Regions from separate parts of the Homo sapiens genome. Here regions 2, 3 and 4 are each linked to region 1. A link is a loop called in an ENCODE intact Hi-C map of the cell type or tissue named here. Cell type or tissue: GM12878. All regions are shown on one strand.

Region 1 (2,500 bases):
CAGTGTAGACAGATGTGCACACACTGCTGGGCACAGAAGGTTTGGGAGTGTAGACAGAGGAAGTGAGTCCTGTCAACTGGGGCGGCTCCTGCACTGAGCAGTGAGGGCTGTGAGTGAGAACTCTCTGATGCTTCCTCTCTATGTAAGGCCCGTGAGCTTTATGACTTCCTTCTGGCTTGGTTGTAAGCGAAAATCACCTCAAAAGGGGCGTGGGTAAGAGCTACTAGCCTTCTTGGAATGCCTACTATGTGCCAGACATGAAAGCAGATGCTTTTTTCAAATACTTCTGTCGGATGAACTTTCTTATTATTGTGGTACAGATGAGGAGGCAAAATCATTTGTCTAAGACCCCACTGTTTCAGCTGCAAGCTTTCGTGGCTCCTCAGTTTGCATTTTTTCCTCACTGCAGTATCACTTTGTGAAGGAGGTCTGAAGTCTTCAAATGAAAATAGAGTTTTCTCCTTATGTAAGTATAGCAATCAAATGTTCTGGAAAGAACACTGTGCCCAGCCAAATTGCTCTAGATGTTCAGGGCAGGAGAGGGGCGGATATCCTGGTGGTGATGACCACATAACAAGAAGAGACAATGTGTGCTTAAGGTACCAGCATCTCAGGGTGGTCTAGTATTTCTCAGAGAATGGTCTGAGAGTTGGCCTCTCGTGGTATAGGTAAATTTTTAAGTATTTATGAAAATGCTTATATGTCTGGTTTCAGCCTGATTTAGTAATTTGCTTGTATAATCTCTATGTCTATTCTTGGTGGTCCAAAGGGCCCAGATTAAGAATTTTATAAACATCCTGCTGTGTTTAGTGTGTTATACCTCGGAGTATCTATTTCGCTAACCCAGATGGTGCCGTTACCACACACATATCCTGCAAGGGGAGGGAATTGTATTAACAAGTATAACCAGCAAAACCACAGCATTTCACTTTAGCAAAAGGGGCCGAAACAGGAAGCAGGTAAATTCCCTGCTCCCACACATCTACCATTCTCTCCTCCCTTCTATGAACTTAGAGTCTCTGGTTTTGTGGCCACTGAACTTGTCTCCACCTCTAGGGGCCAAATTGGGCACTGGGGGGAATTCACAAGCTTTATATTTAGCTCAAAATCACCTGGGCTATATGTGGGCTCATCACTTCCTTAAAGGTGGAAGAAGTTATAATTTCTTTTTTCTCTCTTCTCTTTCTCTCTCTCCATCTTTTCTCTTCTTTTCCTCTGTCATTTTCCCCTTCTCCTTCCAAGCATTATAGTCTTCCTTGGACCGCTTTTTCCGAATTGGCTTCCACTGGCCCATTCCAGAGTACAATTACTAGTACTGTACTACATTTCCAATAGTCAATAAGAAAGCAGAAGTGGCCACATTGGCTTCCCCTAAAAGCAGCATCAAATTTCAAGTACTTTCTTATATTACCGCCGCTCATTCCACCACCCTCTATAAGCACACAACTCACTGCTGAGCACATCATAAATGCTAAAAAGTAGTGAATAAATCAACGAATTAAATAATTCTTTTATTCTAATTTTTTTTGTACAGCAAGCCATTGTGAATAAGATGGTTCTTTTATCCCCAAAGAGGTTGCCTATTGACTGAAAGCCTAAGCACAGCTTCTGAGAGTCACAATGAGATCACATCTCTACTGTACTGAAAATCTTTTCAGGCACCAGAGAGAAAGGCCTGAGTGTGATTCTCCTTCCCTGGTTCTGAGTGAGAAGGTCATTAGCTCACTAGGTACTGGCAATTTCAAGAATTGCCAAAATGACAGTGATGTGATAAGAACAACTATCCTGTTGGGTCTTTGTGTAGTATTTTTCCTTTGAAAACAGCTTTATGCTAATTATCCCATATGAAACACAAAAAAAAAGGAAGTGTGAGGTCAATGTGGCTAAGATTTATGTCCGTTTTGCAGACGTGGATCTGAGATATCTCGTGATTTGCTGGTGGTTGCACAGGTAGTGGAAGAGCTGGGGTGGAAGGGTTTCTTCCTGAGCAGGTGGCTGTTCCTCCCAGAAGTCCTGCCTACCTGCCTTTCTCTTGCTGACAGCCATATCACCCACTTTGTTTAAGGGTCAAAACTGTCTCAGGTTGTTCTCACTGCTACACACCCACTAGCGCCATGACAAATTACAGATGCCATGGCAACATCAGGAAGTTACCCTGTATGATCTAAAATGGGGAGGAACCCTCAGTTCTGGGAATTGTCCACCTCTTTCCTGGAAGACTTGTGAATAATCCATTCCTTGTTTAGCCTATAATCAGGAAACAACCATAAAAACGGGCAACCAGAAGCCCTCAGGGCTACTCTGCCTATGGAGTAGCCATTGTTTATTCCTTTACTTTCTTAACAAACTTGCTTTCACTTAAGAAAAAAAAAAAAACTTTCTCCAGTAAAAATTTATGTTCACACCTAAAATTTGTAAACCAATGTGCATAGCATCTTTATTCATGATGGTTAAACACTGGAAACAATCCAGATGTCCATCAATAGACGAGTGGATAAGC
Region 2 (2,500 bases), 230 kb before region 1:
ATGGAACTTGAGTGGCTGAAAATAAAGATTGAATGAAAACTCTCTAATTCCTTGATCAGAAGCCATGCATAATAAATGACCCACCATGTATTTAGGTCAGTGGCTCTTTCTGTCACTAACTATTACACATTTTTCTGCATTTCCCAGAACTGAGTGGGAGATGAGAAGGGAAGGAGGTTTGGAGATCACATTTAGAAGAAGAGTATGTGGGGTGGCTGTGACCACTCCTGCCATGTGGACTATAGTGCTTTTGTGATCCATTAACGTCACAAAATAGAAATGACACTATACACTTAATCACCACCTGTTCCTCATTTATACACTCAGGTCCACTGTGGTTTGAGTACATTGCTTTATTTGATTTACATTAGTTCACAAAGCAACAAACAGGAGAAACCTGTTATGAGGACAGAGGGTTCCTACTAAGCATTTTTTCTCTCCAGTGTCAGAAATGTCCAGTAGTGCAAATGGATCCTGCAGAGTTCAAGGAGAAGAGCTTTTCTTTTGGAAAGTCCTCTTGTGCACTCCATCTCTTTTCATTTGATGGGGCTCTGTGTTCCCCACATGTACTTTTTCAGAGGGGAGGCTGAAGCCCTGGCAAAGATTCAGAAATACTAACCAGCTCCTGTTTGAGTTCATTAGAGCGAAGTCAATTTTTCTTTTTTCATTATTTTCTTTTTCTCTTCTTCTTCCAGTGATGCAACTTGGACCAATTTCCTCAGAGCTAAACCTCTGGGACATATTATATAGATGGAGACATAGCGTTCTGGGTTTTTTTTTTTTTTTTTAATATTTTCAATGTTGAATCATAGACTATTAGAGCTAGAGAATGTCTTTGGAATCTCTTGATCTAGCGGTTTGGAAACTGAGTCACACAGAGCCCTGGGGTTCCTTAGGATTGCTCTGGGTCCAATCCAGTTTTATCTCTTTTCATATACTTGTGTTCTATCCGTATTAAACAAGAAGTTCTGAGGCCTCTGATTTAGTCTACTGCACTCACATTTAAGATGTTTGAACTGAAGTTAAGAGAGAGAAATTGATTTGTGCAGTCATATAATTTGTGATGGTTGGTTTGAGCTGAGCCTCCAGTCTGGAGTTTCAGACTGCCTGGAGGGTGGTCTTCAAACACACCATACCATTTTCCAAATAACAGGATAAATGTTACATATAGGGGTCTCAGCAGTAGAGCTGATTCTGAATGTGAAATGGAAGGACATGGCCCATTTTGGATGGCTTTCATCTCCTTCTTCTCCCCAGTGCATTGACTTACAAAATCGTTGAAAAGATACTTTATCTTGGCTAGATTTTTAGTTACTAGTGCCTTCTGGCATTTTACATATCTAGTCAAATCATTTTTTTTTCAGAAATTATACTGCAGATAGAAAGAACCCCTTTCTTAAAGTCATGGACACATTTAATATTCTAAGAATTTTGAATTATTAAAAATATCATACCCCTAGCTCCCCCAAAAAGCCTATCTTTACCTGGGTTGGATGTGGACAATGTAAAAGTGACACAGTAGGTGGCTCCCGTGAGCAAAAGTGAAACCATTTTAATTCACTATGCTCCTGCAGTTTCTCTAGAATAGATGAGAACACCTGTGGCTTTAGGAACTGGAGATCACTCAGGGGGCCTGCAGGGGCTGCTTATCAAAGGGAAACAGCATAAGGCATTAAATTCCCTCCAGTCCTGTCTATGGGAAACTCATCTGTAGAGGTCCTTTCTTTCTTTCTTTCTTTCTTTTTTTTCTTTTTTGGAGACGAAGTCTCACTCTGTCGCCCAGGCTGGAGTGCAATGGCGCGATCTCGGGTCACTGCAACCTCCCCCTCCCAGGTTCAAGCGATTCTCCTGCCTCAGCCCCCCAAGTAGCTGGGATTACAAGCGCCCGCCACCATACCCAGCTAATTTTTGTATTTTTTAGTAGAGATGGGGTTTCACCATGTTGGCAAGGCTGGTGTGGAACTCCTGACCTCGTGATCTGCCTGCCTCGGCCTCCCAAAGTGCTGGGATTACAGGCCTGAGCTACCGCACCCAGTTTTCTTTTTCTTTTTTTCTTTCTTTCTTTTCTTTTCTTTTCTTTTTTTTTTTTTTTTTTTTTTTTTTTGAGGAGTCCTGCTCTGTTGCCCAGGCTGTAGAGCAGTGGTGCAATCTCAGCTCACTGCAACCTCTGCCTCCCTCCCGGGTTTAAGCCATTCTCGTGCCTCAGCCTCTGAGTAGCTGGGGCTACAGGTGCCCACCACCACGCCTGGCTATTTTTTTGTATTTTTAGTAGAGATGGGGTTTTGCCATGTTGGCCAGACTGGTCTCGAACTCCTGGCTTCGAGTGATCCGCTCGTCTCGGGCTCCCAAAATGCTGGGATTATAGGCATGAGCCACCGCACCCGGCAGAGATTTTCAATGTAAAAACTTTCCACAAAGTTGTAAAGGAATCAATTTAATTACAAAGCAAACAATAAAATTATTTCTAATTTTTCCATGTGAAAAAACATTTCAAACTTTG
Region 3 (2,500 bases), 100 kb before region 1:
GAACAGTTTTCTTGCTGGTCTAAGTCAGTGTTACGCTGTTGGTCATAGCTTCCAAGGAAGGATCACAGAGAAGAGGCAAAAGTGCAAGCCAGCCTGCAACCCGTAATCAAGACACATTCCTAAATTCAGGCTCTCTTTTCAAAGTGAATTTTTGTTGGGTGAGGATTCAGGGAACATATTCATCAAATGCTCCAAGCACAATGTCACCCTCCCCATAATTTTAGAGTAAACAAAACCTCAATGAGTGGCAGGTATGAAATATTGTAGACAGGGTCAAGACCATTTCAGAGGCTCTCGCAGCCCCTCATGTACTCACCACAATAAAAGGAGTTGTGGCTGGCCCCTGCCTGACAGGGAGGTCACTGCCTTGAGACACGGGACCAAAGTTCAGGACAAGACTTAGTGATTGCAGCATGGTCAGGCACACAAGCTCTGCTCCCCTATCAGGCTTCGACTTGGACTTCAGTGGAGGGCTAAGCTGCTCTCCATCCCCCTACCCTATTATCTGACTATGAATTGGAACATAGATATTCACTGTCTCTGGGAAGAAATTTAGAGTTAGAGACTTTTGGGTTAGGAGACATCTTAAAGATGATCCAATCCAAGAAACTTTCTGAAGCTTGAGTTCCTTCTGTTCCATCTTCCCAAGCAGTTGATCAGCCTTTGTGTGAGAACAGCTGCTCATGGGAAACAGATGCTTCTCCAGAGGCAGACATTTCTATCTCAGGATTATTCTTGTAGATATTGATTCACTTTCAGATTAGAAAGTTCTTGGAGAGTGACTGTGCCCTATTTACCTTTGTCAGCCCAACATCTAGTATAGAATCTGGCACATAGTAAGTGCTTATTGAATGATAATAGCTAACAGTTATTGTGTGCTTAGTATATGCCAAACCCTATACCAATAGCCATCCCTGCATTGACTCATTTAATTCTCAAAATAGCCCTTTGTGATAAGTATTATTTTTAATCTCTATTTTAACAGAATTGAACGAAAAGAGACTCAGAGACTAAACGAATTGCCTAAGATCACATGCTAGCTAATGACAATGTAGGGATTTAATGCAAGTGTGTAGCTTTGAGCTTGCCTGCTTAATTGCTATTTTAGATAGATGAAAAAAATAAATTAATAAATGAGAAAAATCAGCACACTTGTAATTTCTGCCATTGATCTTTAGTTTCTCTTTGTGGCTAGCTGAGTCAAATTCTTCTTCTATATGACATGAGTCATGTTTAAAGACAGCCTCTGGTTATCTTTCCCTTCTTCCCTTTTTCAGGCTACACATCATTGTTCATATGTTCCTCATATGAATGGTTTCAGGTACCTTCATCCTCCAAATACCTTATATGGACTCAATAAATCAATTTCCTTAAAAGTATTTTTTGGCTATTAATATTGCATCTTTTACTGGGGTAATAAAGTTCTGCCCTGATTACCTCCAGCACAAATGCCTGGCTTCTCTGCAGATGCTGTAGTAATGAGCCCCAATGCCCTCCTTCACCTCATGGCCCTGGACCCAGAGTTCTGTCTGGTCAGCATGGATTCTCATAGACAATTACATCTCTAATAACTCTCATATACTTTGTATACTCTCCATGGTGCATTTATATGTAGGTATGTGTATTTATATGTATTAGATGCTAATAAGATATAGATAGATATATCAGTGTATAATTGATATCTCTCTCTCTCTCTCTCTCTATATATATATATATATATATATAGCCCAACATCTCTCTGTCTCTCTCTCTCTCTCTATATATATATATATATGGATAACTCTAATAAGATAACTATATATATACTTATTATATATTATAATATATCTTATTAGAGTTATCTTATTACAGCCTCTCCTAAGGTAGGTGGATGTAAACACCCTAACTCATGCTACATGACTTACAATGGAGACACAACCAATCCATGACAGATCAGGAGCCTGAATGAGGACTGGCTCCCAGTTTCTGGCCCCTTGTTTAGGGCTCTTTCTGTTGCACCACACAGCTTTGTAATCTAGATGTCTAGAAAGCTACTTTCCACTCTTAGCCCTGCAGCCTACTCAGTTACTGATTTAACATGAAGGGACTCAGAGCTAAGTTATAAATAAGACTCATGTTGGCCCCAGGAAGGAAGGAAGGAAGGAGATAAAGTGGTCTGCCAAACTGCCATTCCTCACGAGACCCCAGCCAGCACACCGCATCTTAACAGCCCCTGGTTTCTCAGGGTAGAGCTCTTCTTTCCCTTGCCCTCCTCTCTTCTTTCCTAATGGGTGCTGCAGTCAGGTACTTTTATATTTATATGGATGCATTTCTATTACTTTTGTATTTACACTGATGCATCTATACTACCACATCTTTCTCATGCCGCCTAAATCTCCTATGAAGCTAAAAGGAGAAAGATGTCTGGAGAAAGCATGCTCTGCATATCCACAGCAGAGGCAAACATTTCAGTGAGCATTCACCAGTCAGGGAAATACCCTGATTGTTTACAATAACATCC
Region 4 (2,500 bases), 62 kb before region 1:
TCATCTGTTCCATTCTTAAATTCCTCCTTTCTCTTTCTTTCCCCAGACTTTGGGAATCACCCAACTGATGGAAAGAACCAGGAAAGGGGTCAGGATCTGCACCTTGGCAAACTTTGAAGAACACCCAATTTGATGAATGAAAACTCCTCACTTGTGCTCTGGTGGTGTTTTAGGACAATGGGCCCCTCCTGGGTAATAGTTATTGATGCAGTCTCTATCAGTAACCACCCCAAGTTTGAGATCCTTTACAAGGGAAGGTCATATTTCCAAAACTGAAACCTTGACCAAGTATCCCAGAGAGATAGGAAGGAGATACCACTCAAGTGTGTCATGGGCCTGTCCCAGGGCCTGGGAGTCAGCAGTTGGTGGCCTGGGATCCAAGGGTTAACAGCATGACCTGTTCTGGCTGGCACCAGTCACATGGTGTGCCCAACCTCACTGTTATTATCTGTTTCGGGTGAGTCACTGAGAACACAGACAGGAAAGACCCATGAACTTAGCTAGTTTCGCCCCAGGGTGTGAGACTCCACACAACTGAGTCTGGGCCACTGGCAGTGACTCATGGCGGGCCTCATGGGATTGCTGACGCAAGGTTGGAAGGGCACGTGGTTCTTCCCCCCACCGCTGGGTAGAATCCCCGCCAAAACATCCAGGCTGGAAATCCATCTTGGTCCTTGGGGAGAGAGAAAATAAAAAAGAATCATTTCTGATACTATAGCAAAGTATACAGGTGGATTTGGCAGGTCCAACTGACGAGTCTTCCACATTCTGAAAGAATTGGCTTTCTCACAATGTTAGAGTCTCTAGGAGTACTGGGGAGTGCAAATTCAACTGTTATAACTGGCATATGCAGAGAAAACGGCCCTCCTATCTCTTTTCTATGACTTGTGATGTCTTCCTCCTACTCCTGACCATCCTCTTTGGGCCCCTGGGGGTTCCTGGCTGATTTAGCCTCACCTGAGCTCTTGGTGTCACTAGAGACAATCAGTGTGGCTGTGAGTCCCATTCATTCACTTCCTGACCAGGCTATCACTCTGCCCTGTTCTACCTTTGCTGTTGGAGTTCAGGACAGGCTGCTCCAAAATATGGCCCCTTGGCATTTTAGAAAACAGCAGAAGCAGTAAGGACACTCTCTGACCTCCTCTTGCCCTTCTCCCCTAAAGCAGACTATCAAACCTAGACAGAATTTTCTGACCACCTGAAAGAGACCACAAGATCCTCATTCAAGAGGTGCCTTCAGGCCGGGTGCAGTGGCTCATGCCTGTAATCCCAGCGCTTTGGGAGGCCGAGGTGGGCAGATCATGAGGTCAGGAGATCGAGACCATCCTGGCTAACAAGGTGAAACCCCTGTCTCTACTAAAAACACAAAAAATTAGCCAGGCGTGGTGGCACACACCTGTAGTCCCAGCTACTTGGGAGGCTGAGGCAGGAGAATCACTTGAACCCGGGAGGCAGAGGTTGAAGTGAGCTGAGATCACACCACTGCACTCCAGCCTGGGTGACAGAAAGAGACTCAGTCTCAAAAAAAAAAAAAGGTGCCATCTCTATACCTAGAGGAAAGGAACATCCTTATCCTCAAAGACACAGAGGCCAGGAAGAATCTGAACAAGGAGGTCTTGCTAAGTTCCCCCAAGGTTGTTACCATCAGATCACACCTTTTTGTCCTCCAATCATATTTCTCCATGACTATCCACTCTTCATCAACCCAAGCATAAAAATAAACAAGCTTCTCTCTTTCTTTGGGTCTTCGTTTCCAAAGGCTTCCATCCACATAAAACTTACATTAATACATTTGTATACCTTTCTCTTGTAAATCTGTCTTTCGTAAGGGGCACCTTACCCATGAACCTAGCGATGGATGTGCAAAGAAAAGGAACCTTTCCTCCCCTCCACCGGTGAGCTGGACTCTCAGCCACATTTAGGTCCTGACTCAGGCACACAGGGACCCAGGGAACCTCACGAGAGTTAAATCTCAAGAACTCCCATTCTGCTGCCCACCTGCTATACACAAATGGGGTCTCAAAATGGGGAACAAAGTCAAGAGCCACTATCTGCCCTTGGTGTTTCTTTTATTTATCATCATTTTCTCTTCTTGATGAATTTCTATTGCCATTCATTCAAAAGACCTATTAAGTACCTGCTATTTGACAGGCTTAACTGTGACCTCATCCAGGAAGTTTTCCAAAAACTTCCTGAAATGTCTCTTCCTGCTCTGTCTTTCCAGGGCACTTTATTCCTACCTCCTATTCTGCCTCTCACATATATTGCAGGGATCTGTCACTCCCCTGTTCTGTAGACCTCCCATGTTCCTGCTCGAAAGGAGAAGCAGTCTTATTCAGCTTCTCGCCACCAGCGCTTGACACTCTGAATGTCTGTTGATAAAAAATGAATAACGAAAGGAAACAGAGGCGCAAACTTAAGTATAGAAACTCTTCATACTCAGAGAGGCAGCATGGTTTTGTGGTTCAGGGCACAGGCTCTGAAGTCAGACCGCCTTGGT

What was found. A loop is a pair of places that touch in the nucleus more often than their neighbours do. Peaks named below come from ENCODE experiments on the same cell type or tissue, not always from the same donor. Only the 100,000 strongest peaks of a DNase experiment are listed, where the experiment ranks them.
Region 2: a loop joins it to region 1, with 5 times the contacts of the local background. A loop is called at or near these places in 2 of 110 quality-filtered maps.
Region 3: a loop joins it to region 1, with 4 times the contacts of the local background. A loop is called at or near these places in 2 of 110 quality-filtered maps.
Region 4: a loop joins it to region 1, with 5 times the contacts of the local background. A loop is called at or near these places in 6 of 110 quality-filtered maps.

Annotation. Positions count from the first base shown.
Region 1 is chr1:221,776,370-221,778,869 of GRCh38, reverse strand. No RefSeq gene overlaps it. Among named protein-coding and RNA genes, the nearest start is that of DUSP10, 36 kb to the right of the region's middle. RefSeq lists enhancers at 1,011-1,060, 1,091-1,140, 1,211-1,300. In GM12878, no CTCF peak of the experiment used is centred here; DNase peaks (open chromatin) are centred at 179, 949, 1,339 and 1,899; H3K4me3 peaks cover 1,691 bases; H3K27ac peaks cover 2,500 bases.
Region 2 is chr1:222,008,336-222,010,835 of GRCh38, reverse strand. No RefSeq gene overlaps it. Among named protein-coding and RNA genes, the nearest start is that of LINC02257, 31 kb to the right of the region's middle. RefSeq lists an enhancer at 1,306-1,838. In GM12878, a CTCF peak has its summit at 1,521; a DNase peak (open chromatin) is centred at 1,535.
Region 3 is chr1:221,877,080-221,879,579 of GRCh38, reverse strand. The region is part of intron 2 of LOC124904517 (a long non-coding RNA gene); the gene reads right to left. Among named protein-coding and RNA genes, the nearest start is that of LINC01655, 38 kb to the right of the region's middle. In GM12878, no CTCF peak of the experiment used is centred here; a DNase peak (open chromatin) is centred at 1,269; H3K27ac peaks cover 204 bases.
Region 4 is chr1:221,838,000-221,840,499 of GRCh38, reverse strand. It overlaps LINC01655 (long intergenic non-protein coding RNA 1655), which reads left to right. Exons shown (of 4, transcript NR_125989.1): 2 at 47-192. Among named protein-coding and RNA genes, the nearest start is that of LINC01655, 1.4 kb to the left of the region's middle. RefSeq lists enhancers at 634-683, 1,054-1,133, 1-1,149. In GM12878, a CTCF peak has its summit at 972; DNase peaks (open chromatin) are centred at 469, 1,046 and 2,379; H3K27ac peaks cover 1,476 bases.